Linked DNA regions of Homo sapiens: region 2 is linked to region 1. Evidence: read pairs that join two places in POLR2A ChIA-PET (ENCODE). Cell type or tissue: MCF 10A. All regions are shown on one strand. Each heading gives the region's core, and the rest is flanking DNA. Links, peaks and the distances in the headings are about the cores only.

Region 1 (5,388 bases), core at 295-5,294:
TAATGCCCCAAAAACAGAAAATGTGACCAATAGTTGTTCCAAGCAACGGAGACATAACTTCAAAAGCATTAGTACTTATAATTAGTTTCCATAAAAATCCCAAATTTTCTTCACTTCAACCAAGACAGGTTTCTTCTTTAAGACAAACTACTTTCGAATAAGTTGTTAAGTCTTTTAGAGAACTCCTTACATCCAGTTAAAGGATCTGTCTTCAAATCTTTTTCTCTCTCTTGGCTAAGCGGGAACATGAGATGTTTTCAGTTAGAGAACAGAAAGCTTTCCAAGCATTTGTGAGAAATTGGTGGGTTTTGCCTCTTAAAATGCTGTAACTATACACAAATATTTTAAATCTATTCCAAGTGGCAAGTTTTCAGGATTATAAACAGAGAACTGATCAGTGTGTTCCAATGTTGACATGGTAAAAATGAAAACTAAGTTCAGCAGTTGCTGATGGTCTCAAAATTATGCTATCCACTGATCCGTAGTGTATTTTTTTCTTTCTTCTTTGAAATGAAGCACAAAGATTCAATAAGAAATAAAAACCTACTGACATTTTAACGAAGCCTCTATCCACCATTACAGACAGACATACATATAGAAAAATAAGCATTAAAACTTTATTGTAAGAATAATGGTATCCAACTCTTTTCCTACTGTTCACTTTTTCTGCTGTTTTGCTACAGAAAGCTGTTGATACATCCATCACTGGCATTTTTGAGAGACAGTATTGTGTGGAGCAGCAGTTCTCAAATGTGCTCCTGCAGAAATCTGAATGTCTCTGAGTCTCTTTTATGGGCCATGGGGTGAAAACTATTTTCCTTATAATACTACTGACCTGACATTTGTGCTGAAGGTGCAAAAGCAATGATAGATGAAGCAATTCATGCCTTGTGAAAATCATGGCAATCATGCCAAACCGTACTCACTAATCATTGTATTCTTCTCCATCACACACTTGCAGTACAGACACACACACACACAAACACAAAGCATCAAAGCCACTTCATTTAAGAATGTTGTTGAAGTAATAAAACTACTAATTTTATTAAACTTTTTTAAATATTAAATTTTATTAAATCTTGACCCTCCTTACATCTTCGTAGTATTCTTTGAGATAAAATGATAAAATGAGTAATACAGATAAAGCTTTTCACTGCATACCAAAAAGTACAATGGTCATGTCCAGATAAAGCATTTGTGCAACTGTCTGAGTTGCAAGCTGAAGTAGTTATTTTCTGTTTTGTTTTGATTTTTCCATAGAACAGCATTTTTACTTGAAAATACAACTGACAAACTATGGCTTTTCAAACTTGTGTATTGCAAACATTTTCTCAAAAAGTAAGACTGTCACTTCAAAGAAAACTATTGACAGCAGGTGTTGCCAATAATAAAATTCACCTTTCAAGTAAAAATTAGAATTTTGGAAAACCTGGGTCCACAACTATGAGATTGGCAGCTCTCCAATACCTTTTCTGATGAGATCAATGGTGATATTAATGAACATAAATCGTTGATATTGTCTAACAAAGTATGTCACATAACTCAATGAACATAACTCAGTGAACCAATATTTTTCAAATGACCAATGAGTGATGTTACAAAATGATGATGGGTAAAAGACCTATTCATAGTGAAAGATATACCAATGTATTTTAATGTAAGGAGTTAAAAAATTCATTGATATTGTTTCAGGTATCACACAACTAACTTTTGAGAAACTTGTTAAGTTTTGGTGTGGTATCAAAGAAGAATAGTCACAGCTATCTGAAAAATAACAATTAAAATACTCCTCTTTTTTTCCAACTATATATATTTATGAAGCTGGGTTTCCTTCATATACTTTAATCAAAATGACATCCAGGAACAGAATGTAGAAGCAAATATGAGAATACTGTATTCTATTAAAAGTCAGACAATGTAAAAATGTAAAACCATGCCATTCTTCTAACTAAATGTTTTTGTTTCAGAACATGGAGTTATTTTATCATTATAAACTGTGTTTATGTTAACATGTGATGGGGTTGCTATTGTTATTTTTAAATGAGTAAGAAAGAAATTTTTTTTAATTTCTCATTTTAATTTATAAGACAGTAAATATGGATAGACATAAGCCACATCCACAAAATTTCTTTAAATCTTCAACAATTTTTAAAAGTGTAAAGGAGTCTGAGGCCAAAAGATTTCAAAATCACTGGTCTAGCATTGAAGAGACTGGAATCTGTAGTTAAGAAAGATCCACAAATTATGACTCAACCATTCACTGACTGTGTGACCCCTGGTGCAAATCATTTCATCCCTCTGAGCCTCAGTTTGCTTATCTGTAAAAGAAACGATATTCCCCCACCTCACAAGGCTGTTATGAGTCCTTAACACATACTAACCCCCTCTAATAATTGCTAGCTTCTGATATTACCTTCATCTTGTCCTTTTTGGCCAACTTATTAAGTTGACACTAAAGTTGTTTAGATTTTTAAGGAGAGGATAAAGTGCCCTCCCCAAAACAGATGAAGGTTCCTCCTCTCAGGGGCTATAGGACCACATAGCTGTTAAGCCTGAGTCACAGTTCACCACAATATTGTTTGATACAGTGATTTCACCAGGGCTTAGTTAATCTCCTTACCAACCTGTTCCTCAGGAGAGTGGGAGCTAAACATGGGAGAAAATTCTATCATTTCCTGAGGCCACCAAAGTATTTTTCATTATCACCCGTGTGTGTGTGTTTGTGTGTGTGTGTGCCTGCGTGCACGCATGTGTGTATGTGTTTAAGCTATGGTGGGTGCTCAGAGTAGCATAAAACCAATTACTTCTAATTCAATTTTGTAATGGTTGCAGGGTTCCAATACAGTTGTTGTACATAATCTCTGAAACTTTTTGCCATGATCTTAGGGAAAGACAACAGCCCAGTAGAATAAGGTGAGAAATAAAAGAAACCACCCTCCCCCAAGCCTTTTTTTTTTTTTTTTCATTTTCCATTTACTCTTCAAGTCCTGTGGGATAGGTACACAAAGTACAAAAATAATCATTTCTCAATTTTCCCCTATTACTTTTTCCATAATTTGAAAACATAAAGCTCTTTCCACTGGCTGCCTTTCTAATTCTCCTTTCTATTCCTATTCCAGTGCAAAAGTATTTTGCCAATGAAAGTGCTATAAACAGCCATGCCCTCACTGAAAAAGGCAATATGCCGTTAGCCTGACATATACCTCGCTTTTCCGCTCATTGTCAACACAGTGATTGATGGTGTAGTTCATTAATGTGAGACGATTGTCAGCTTTTCCTGAATAAATATAAAAAGAAACAAAGAAATCTCCACCCTTTTCAAGCCAGAGTGAATTATTTCCTATTTTCCAGGCTTATGTTTAAAAATCCATAGGGCATTCATCTTACAGTAAATAATGAACATACCCTTTAATGGAAGAAATTTTAGTTTGAGTTCAAGGCTGACATAGTTTTTATATATATAGAAAAGGAGGAAGGAGTGCTATTCAAAGGATGAAGCCATATAGGCACCTAAAATTGTACTTGAAAGCAGTACTTCATCTTTAGTATACATAGTCATGTAAAATGTAAGAAATTATCACCTTTGGAAATCTGTAAAGTAAAAAGGATCTGTCATGTGCTAAACTAAAATGTAACAAGAATCATAAGGAAAGAAAGCAATAGAGTGGATGGAGAGCTAGAGGACTAATTTGCAGCTGTGTAGGAAAGTTGATTAAAATCGGTGCACATCAAAAGGAAGTTTTGTGAAAATAATCAAAACAGATTTTCCTTTCGATCACTCTTTACTCATGATGCAAGTTTGGGATGCTTCTACTGCCAGATACATTTATATATATAAGCTCAAGAAAGGTAAGATCTTGGTTCCATTTGCCCTTTTATCAAGGGTTATTGCTGCTGTGACTTTTCTCTGCACTGGCATCTTTATCTTTCTGTCTGTTTGAACTGCTTTAATTGGCTCTTTGCTAACTCTGTTAGTCACAAGATCAACAAACATCACTGGGTGTGTCTTGCTTTTAGCTTTGGTGTACAAAAAGCAACAGCCGAAACAAAAACATCCCCATACATATGGCACCCACAAGCTGATGAACATGCAGTGTCTCACTCTGGGCATTCTGTTCCTGTACAGATTTTCTTGGGTGGTAATGTGCTAATGACAATAATAATTTATTCTGAAGATGTGCTAAATTTCTTGAGTTGAATTGTGAAGTATTTTGAATACCACTAGAAGGCACAGGAAACACAACTGCAGGAAAAAAAAAAAAAAACTGGCATTCTGCCACCACTTGAAGATTTAATCTGATTGTAATAGAAGGTGATTATTGAGGACTAACCAGAAGACCTTGGATGATTTCCTCTTAAAATGACAGCTTGCCTGTGTATTGTGCATTCTTAGAGCACATATGCACGGATCTGTTTTCAGAATGTTCTAATTCTTAGCAATATAGGCAGAGGGACTCAAAGCGTGACAACAGCTTACATTCATTGAGGACTGAGCACATGCCCACAAGCCATGTGCTCAAACTTCATGAATCTCACCTGGCTCAATCCACACTTCAGCTCTAGTAGGTGTGATCTATCACTGCTCCCGTTCTAAAGATGAGGAAGATGGAGCTAAGATTACACAAGTGGCTCCTTTGAGATCATGGATGAGTAAGTGGTGTAGTCAGGGTTCTCACCCAGCCCTGCCTGACTGCAAAGCCAGAACTGTGAGACACTAAAATGTTGGGAGAATTTCTATCAAGGAAAATGGCAATCATCATTTGGCTTTAAAATGCTTCTCAGTGGGCTGGGCACAGTGCCTCACAGCTGAAATCCCAGCACATTGGGAGGCCAAGGTGGGCGGATCACTTGAAGTTGGAAGTTTGAGACCAGCCTGGGCAACATGGTGAAACCCCGTCTCTACTAAAAATACAAAAATTAGCCAGGCATGGTGGCAGGTGCCTGTAATCCCAGCTACTTAGGAGGCTGAGGCAGGAGAATCACTTGAACCCAAAGGCAGAGGTTGCAGTGATCCAAGATCACACCACTGCTCTCCCGCCTGGGTGACAAGAGCGAGACTCCATCTCCAAAAAAAAAAAAAAAAACTGCTTCTCAGTGATATCAAATTTGAGGTCTCATTTCCTCCTCACTCTGACTATATTAAGTCAGCAAAGCACATACTATTATGTTCCTTTTACAGATAAGAAAAACAAAGTCCAGGGAGGCTACAGGACTATCTTAAGGTTCAACAGCTCTGACTTACAGGACCTGGGACCAGAATTCGGGTCTTTCCAGAACACTATCATTTTGCTATAAAGTAGCAAACCAAAAAGACAGAGAGGTAGTAGGTAGGTAGGTAGGTAGGTAGGTAGGTAGGTAGATAATCAAAGTCTTTCAGAGTCACTGAGT
Region 2 (5,388 bases), core at 94-5,093, 210 kb after region 1:
AGATTTGCATGTTCTGGACTTGTCATATAAAGAGAATCATACAATATGTAGCATTTTGTGTCTGGCTTACTTTACTTAACATTTTTGAGGTCCATGCATGTGTAGCATGTATTGGTACTTAATTTTCTTTTCTTGCCAGATAAAATTCCATTGTGTAGATAGATATACCGTGTTTTGCTTATTCATTCATCAGTTGATGGACACTTGAGTTATTTCCACTTTTTGGCATTTATGAATAGTGCTGTTATGAACATTCATGTACAAGTTGTTGTGTGGACACATTTTCATTTGTCTTGGTAGAATTACTGGGTCATATAGTAACTCTATGGTTTCACTTTTTGAGGAACTGCCAGATAGTCTTCCAAAGTGGCTGCATCATTTTACATTCCCACCAGCAGTATATGAGAGATTTACTCTTCTATTCAGATGCTTCCTATCTGCTAGCTATGGGACCCTGTGCCAAGTGTACGTAACTTAAGAACACCTCCATTTATTGTCTGTAAAATAGGGATAGTGATAATATCTACTTTGCGGGGTTGTTGTGAAAAATAAATGAAGTGATGTGTGCTAATATTCTTGGTACAAAGTCCTCAATAGTTCCCCCTCCTTCTTTTTTTTTTTTTTTCCTCGAGACAGGGTCAAGCAGTCCTCCCACCTCAGCCTCCTGAGCAGCTAGGACTACAGGCATACGCCACCACACCAGCTAATTTTTGTGTTGAGACAAGATATTGCCATGTTGCCCAGGCTGGTCTGGGCTCAAGTGATCCACATGCCTCGGCCTCCCAAAGTGCTGGGATTACAGGCATGAGCCACAGCACCTGGCCTAGTTCCCTTCCTTCTGTCTGTAGTATTTGATTGTCAACTTTTATTCTCTAATAGGGAGATAAAGATGAAATTGTAACTTTATATTAACACTAAGTGATTCATACGCATAGCTGGTGCTGAATAAACACTTTTCGTGGATAACTGAAAACAGCAATAGAACTTATATTGTTTTAACACCAAAATAAATGTATTTCTTTCTCCCTGGTATGGAACTAATACCTGAGACTATAAGAAGAGAAAGCATAGAAATAAGTCAGCTTTTTTGTTTGTCTGGAATTTTCAGATTTTTCTGAAAACATTTTTTATTTCCCCACATTTTAAGAGTTTCAAACATATAGAATTAAAAGAATATTCTAGTGATCACCCATATGCATACCATCTAGATTCAACAATTGGTAATTTTTGCATGTTTGCTTTATCTATGTGTGTGTGTCTTTTGCTAAGCTATTTTAGAGAGCTACAGACATCAACACACTTCACTCCTGAATACTCCAAGCTGCTGCTTCTAAAAATTTTACCAATTACCGTTACCGCACCTAAGAAAATGGAGTATAGTTCTCTACATCCTCTACTGCCCAGTCAATACTCAGATTTTTCTCAGTTCACCTCAAAATATCTCTAAAGAAGATCCAATCTGACAAGCCAGCTTTGCTTTTCATCAATCTGAGCACCTGTGACTGTTTAGAATCACTAACATCAGCAGAAACAAATTATATTTTTGCTGTTGTTTTCAGATTTTAGCTCAACTGGCACCTCTGTTCTATCCAGCTACTTTCTTTGCCTTGGTTCTGATTAAGCCTGAGGTAGGGAGTAGTGCAAAACTGTGTGTTGTTGTTTATGTGTGATGATATTCAACTAAATAAAATGGACATTGATTGTCATAGACATTTGTTAGCTACCTCCTCGCTATTCTTCTCCTCTTCTTCTTTCTAATACCAACTTGAACCTTGAATAAACAGGTGGTCTGTTGGCCATTGACCAGGAATGGGCTCCACCAGTTTATCCTTTCTCCCTTAGTGCTTAGTCCAGGGAAGGACCCGTGAGCCACATTGGGCCAATCAGAGGTAGGACTAAACATCAGAGGTTTTGACTGAGCTATGGGAAGAGCAAAGTTTCTCTTTTCTGCTAGACCTAAAAAAGGAAACCTGTAATCCCAGGAATTTACTGGCAGCTATCTGGGATACAAAAGGAAAGAACCAACTGAAGATTTAGCCAACAGAAGAAAGAGAACCTGAGACAAAAAAGAAACCAGGACCTGGTCACAGTGTAAGAGCTCTAAGCCTTATCTGAAGCCAGCATGCTGACCTCCTCACTCTTTAATTTATATTACCCAATAGATTACCTTTTTTGGCTTAAGCCAGTTTGGGTTGTGTTTTTGATTATTTACAGTTAAGAGTCCCAAGGCATTCAATCCTTATAATTTGCTTGTCACCCATCCCTGAGTATAATATGCTGCTATGAACATAAGGAGGTAACTAATAATAATAATGTTAAGTACATAAAAACACAATTGTACAGCTCCACATACTATTATGAAATACAACCATTTAACCACTATCCAGAAATATAAGCTTGTCCACATCCCAGAAGACCCTCACATGCCCTTTCATTCACAGCTGTCTCACTAGCCCCAAAGGTAATCATTTTCCTGACTTTAATGTAGTCACTTTCTTTTCTTTCTTTGACCACCTAACTATGAATTCCTGAAAACTGTAGTCTAGTTCTGCCTGTTCTTGAATGCTATATAAATTGCATAAAATAATCAAGTATTAGATTTTTTTTTCCTTTTTTTTTTCTTTTTTGAGATAGAGCCTCTCTCTGTCACCCAGGCTTGAGTGCAGTGGCACAATCTCGGCTCACTGCAACCTCTGCCTACTGGGTTCACACGATTCTTCTGCCTCAGCTTCCTGAGTAGCTGGGATTACAGGCATGCACCACCATGCCCAGCTAGTTTTTGTATTTTTAGTAGAGACAGGGTTTCACCATTTTGGTGGCCTTGGACCCCTGGCCTCAAATGACCCATCCACCTCAGCCTCCCAAAGTGCTGGGATTACAGGCATGAGCCACCATGCCCAGCCTAGATATTCTTTTGTGACTAGCTTTTTCTCCTTAACATTGTGAGATTCAATTACGTTCTCGTGAGGCTACAGTTATTTCATTTTCATTGCAGTATAGAATTGTCCTATGAATAGAATATGATTTAATCATCCTAGTACTTATGAACATTGAATTTATGAACATTAAAGTTTCATTTTGGAGCCATAGGTATGGTGAATCATGCTGCTGTCAACATTTTTGCACTTGCCTTCCTGGTCACCACCTGTACATATTTCCCTTGAATTGCTGGGCCACAGGGCTACGTATCTTCAACTTTCTTAGGTAACTCCAAACTGTTTTTCAAGGTGATTGCAGCACCTTACTTGCCTAATAGCAATCTGGGTCCTGTTGCCCTGTCTCCCAGCCTATGATTGGTATTGTCAGACTTTTAATTTTAACCATTCTAGTGGGGTTTTTAACTTGCATTTCCCTAATTGCCAATAAGGTTGAGTACTTTTTCGTATTTTGGGGGCCTTTTTAGATTTCCTTTTTGATGAATTGCTCAAGTCTTTTCCCCAGTTTTCCCTTACGTTGTCCTTTGCTTATTGTTTTCTTTTGTAATTCTTTGCATATTATGAATGCAAGTCCTTTGTCAATTATGTGTCAAGCAAAATGTTCTGTTATGTAGCTTCCCTTTTTAGTCTCAAAATGATGTCTTTTGAGGAAGGTAAATTTTTAGTTTAAATTTAATATTTTTTATTTGTAATGCTTGTTTTAAACCTGTTTTTTCTGTGCTCCACAGCACCATCTCTGTCATAAATTGAGTGTGCATATCTGAATAGATCTGTTTCTGAACTTTCTATTCTATCCCACTGGTTTCTTTGTTTATCCTTGTGCTGACACCAGACTGCTCCAGTGACTCTAAGAAGCTGATATGTGGTAAAGCACATCTTCCCACTTGGTTTTCTTTGTTTTGTTTTGTTTTCGGGAGGATCTTGGTTCTTTGCATTTCCTTATCAATTTTGGAATCAGCTTGTTGAGTTTCCCAAGATCGTGCTGAGGTTTTTAGTTTCCACGTAGATATTTTACATATCTCTTGTTACATTAATTCCTCCATGCCTGGTATTTTTTTATGCGATTGCTAATGGTAATTTACTTTTTTTTTTTTTTTTTTTTGAAGAGGAGTCTCCCTCTTTCATCCAGGCTGGAGCTCAGTGGCACAGTCTTGGCTCACCATAACCTCTGCCTCCCAGGTTCAAGCGATTCTCCTGCCTCAGCCTCCCAAGTAGCTGGGATTATAGTTGCCCACTGCCATGTCCAGCTAATTTTTGTATTTTTAGTAGAGATGGGGTTTCACCATGTTATCCAGGCTGGTCTCAAACTCCTGACCTCAAGTAATCCCCCCATCTCAGCCTCCCAAAGTGCTGGGATTACAGGTGTGAGCCACCCCACAGGCCGGAAATTTGCATTTTATTGTATGTTAGGCTTTGAGGATGTAACAGTAAATCTCAAGAGTCTCTGACCCCAAGACCTTCCAATGTCTTAGAGTGGGGGCAGACACATAAATGATGTGGGTTGGTTATCACAGATATACAAAGTGGTGTGGGTTAGTTGTGATAGAGGTGAGAAAATGTTACCATGAAAATGCAAATAGTGTGAAGTGGGTGGGATTAGCCCATTTGTGGGTTCTTGAGGGGATGGGGAGAGATATTCTGAGTGTTGAAAAATGCATAGGAGTCAGCTGAACGGGTGCTGACTCACACCTATAATCCCAGCACTTTGGGAGGCCAAGGTGGGTGGATCACCTGAGGTCAGGAGTTCAAGACCAGCCTGACCACCATGGTGAAACCCTGTGTCTACTGAAAATACAAAAATTAGCTGGGCGTGGCCGGGCATGGTGGCTCACGCCTGTAATCCCAGTACTTTGGGAGGCCAAGGTGGGTGGATCACCTGAGGTCAGGAGTTTGAGACCAGCCTGACCAACATGGCGAAAACCCATCTCTACTAAAAAAAAATAAAAATATTAGCCAGACATGGTGGCATGCACCTGTAGTCCCTCCCAACTATTCAGGAGTCTGAGGTGGGACGATGGCTTCAGCCCAGGAGGCGGAGGTTGCAGTGAGCCGAGATCACGCCACTGCATTCCAGCCTGCACAAAAAAGCCAGACCCAGTCTCAAAAAAAGAAAAAAAAATCTTCAAACAACCCATGGAGAGTCAACAGCTTCTCACAATAGTTGATCAGTTATAAAAAGCCAGCTAGCTTCTACCAGTTAAGATACCAGTAACAGTGGTGCCAATTGTTCAGATTATATGAAATTACAACTCCTATGTGTTATATATTCTATAATGTGAAGCAACTTGTGCACCCTGCAAACCAGGGTCCCTTGTAAATCACTGCATGGAGTAGTTTCATGGAGTAATAGGAGAATCAGTGATATTGTGGGTCCTCTTTTATCAATTATGTCACTTACCGCTGCGTATCCATATATTCTTTTTAATAAACTGCTATATATTAAAAAAAAAAA

The links. Peaks named below come from ENCODE experiments on the same cell type or tissue, not always from the same donor. Only the 100,000 strongest peaks of a DNase experiment are listed, where the experiment ranks them.
Region 2: POLR2A ChIA-PET joins it to region 1 with 6 read pairs; 2 of 35 experiments call an interaction of 5 or more read pairs at or near these places.

Annotation. Positions count from the first base shown.
Region 1 is chr5:158,999,211-159,004,598 of GRCh38, forward strand. The region is part of intron 6 of EBF1 (EBF transcription factor 1); the gene reads right to left. Among named protein-coding and RNA genes, the nearest start is that of EBF1, 98 kb to the right of the region's middle. In MCF 10A, for the core only: no CTCF peak of the experiment used is centred there; DNase peaks (open chromatin) are centred at 2,231, 4,011 and 4,641.
Region 2 is chr5:159,212,930-159,218,317 of GRCh38, forward strand. No RefSeq gene overlaps it. Among named protein-coding and RNA genes, the nearest start is that of RNF145, 6.1 kb to the left of the region's middle. In MCF 10A, for the core only: no CTCF peak of the experiment used is centred there; no DNase peak of the experiment used is centred there.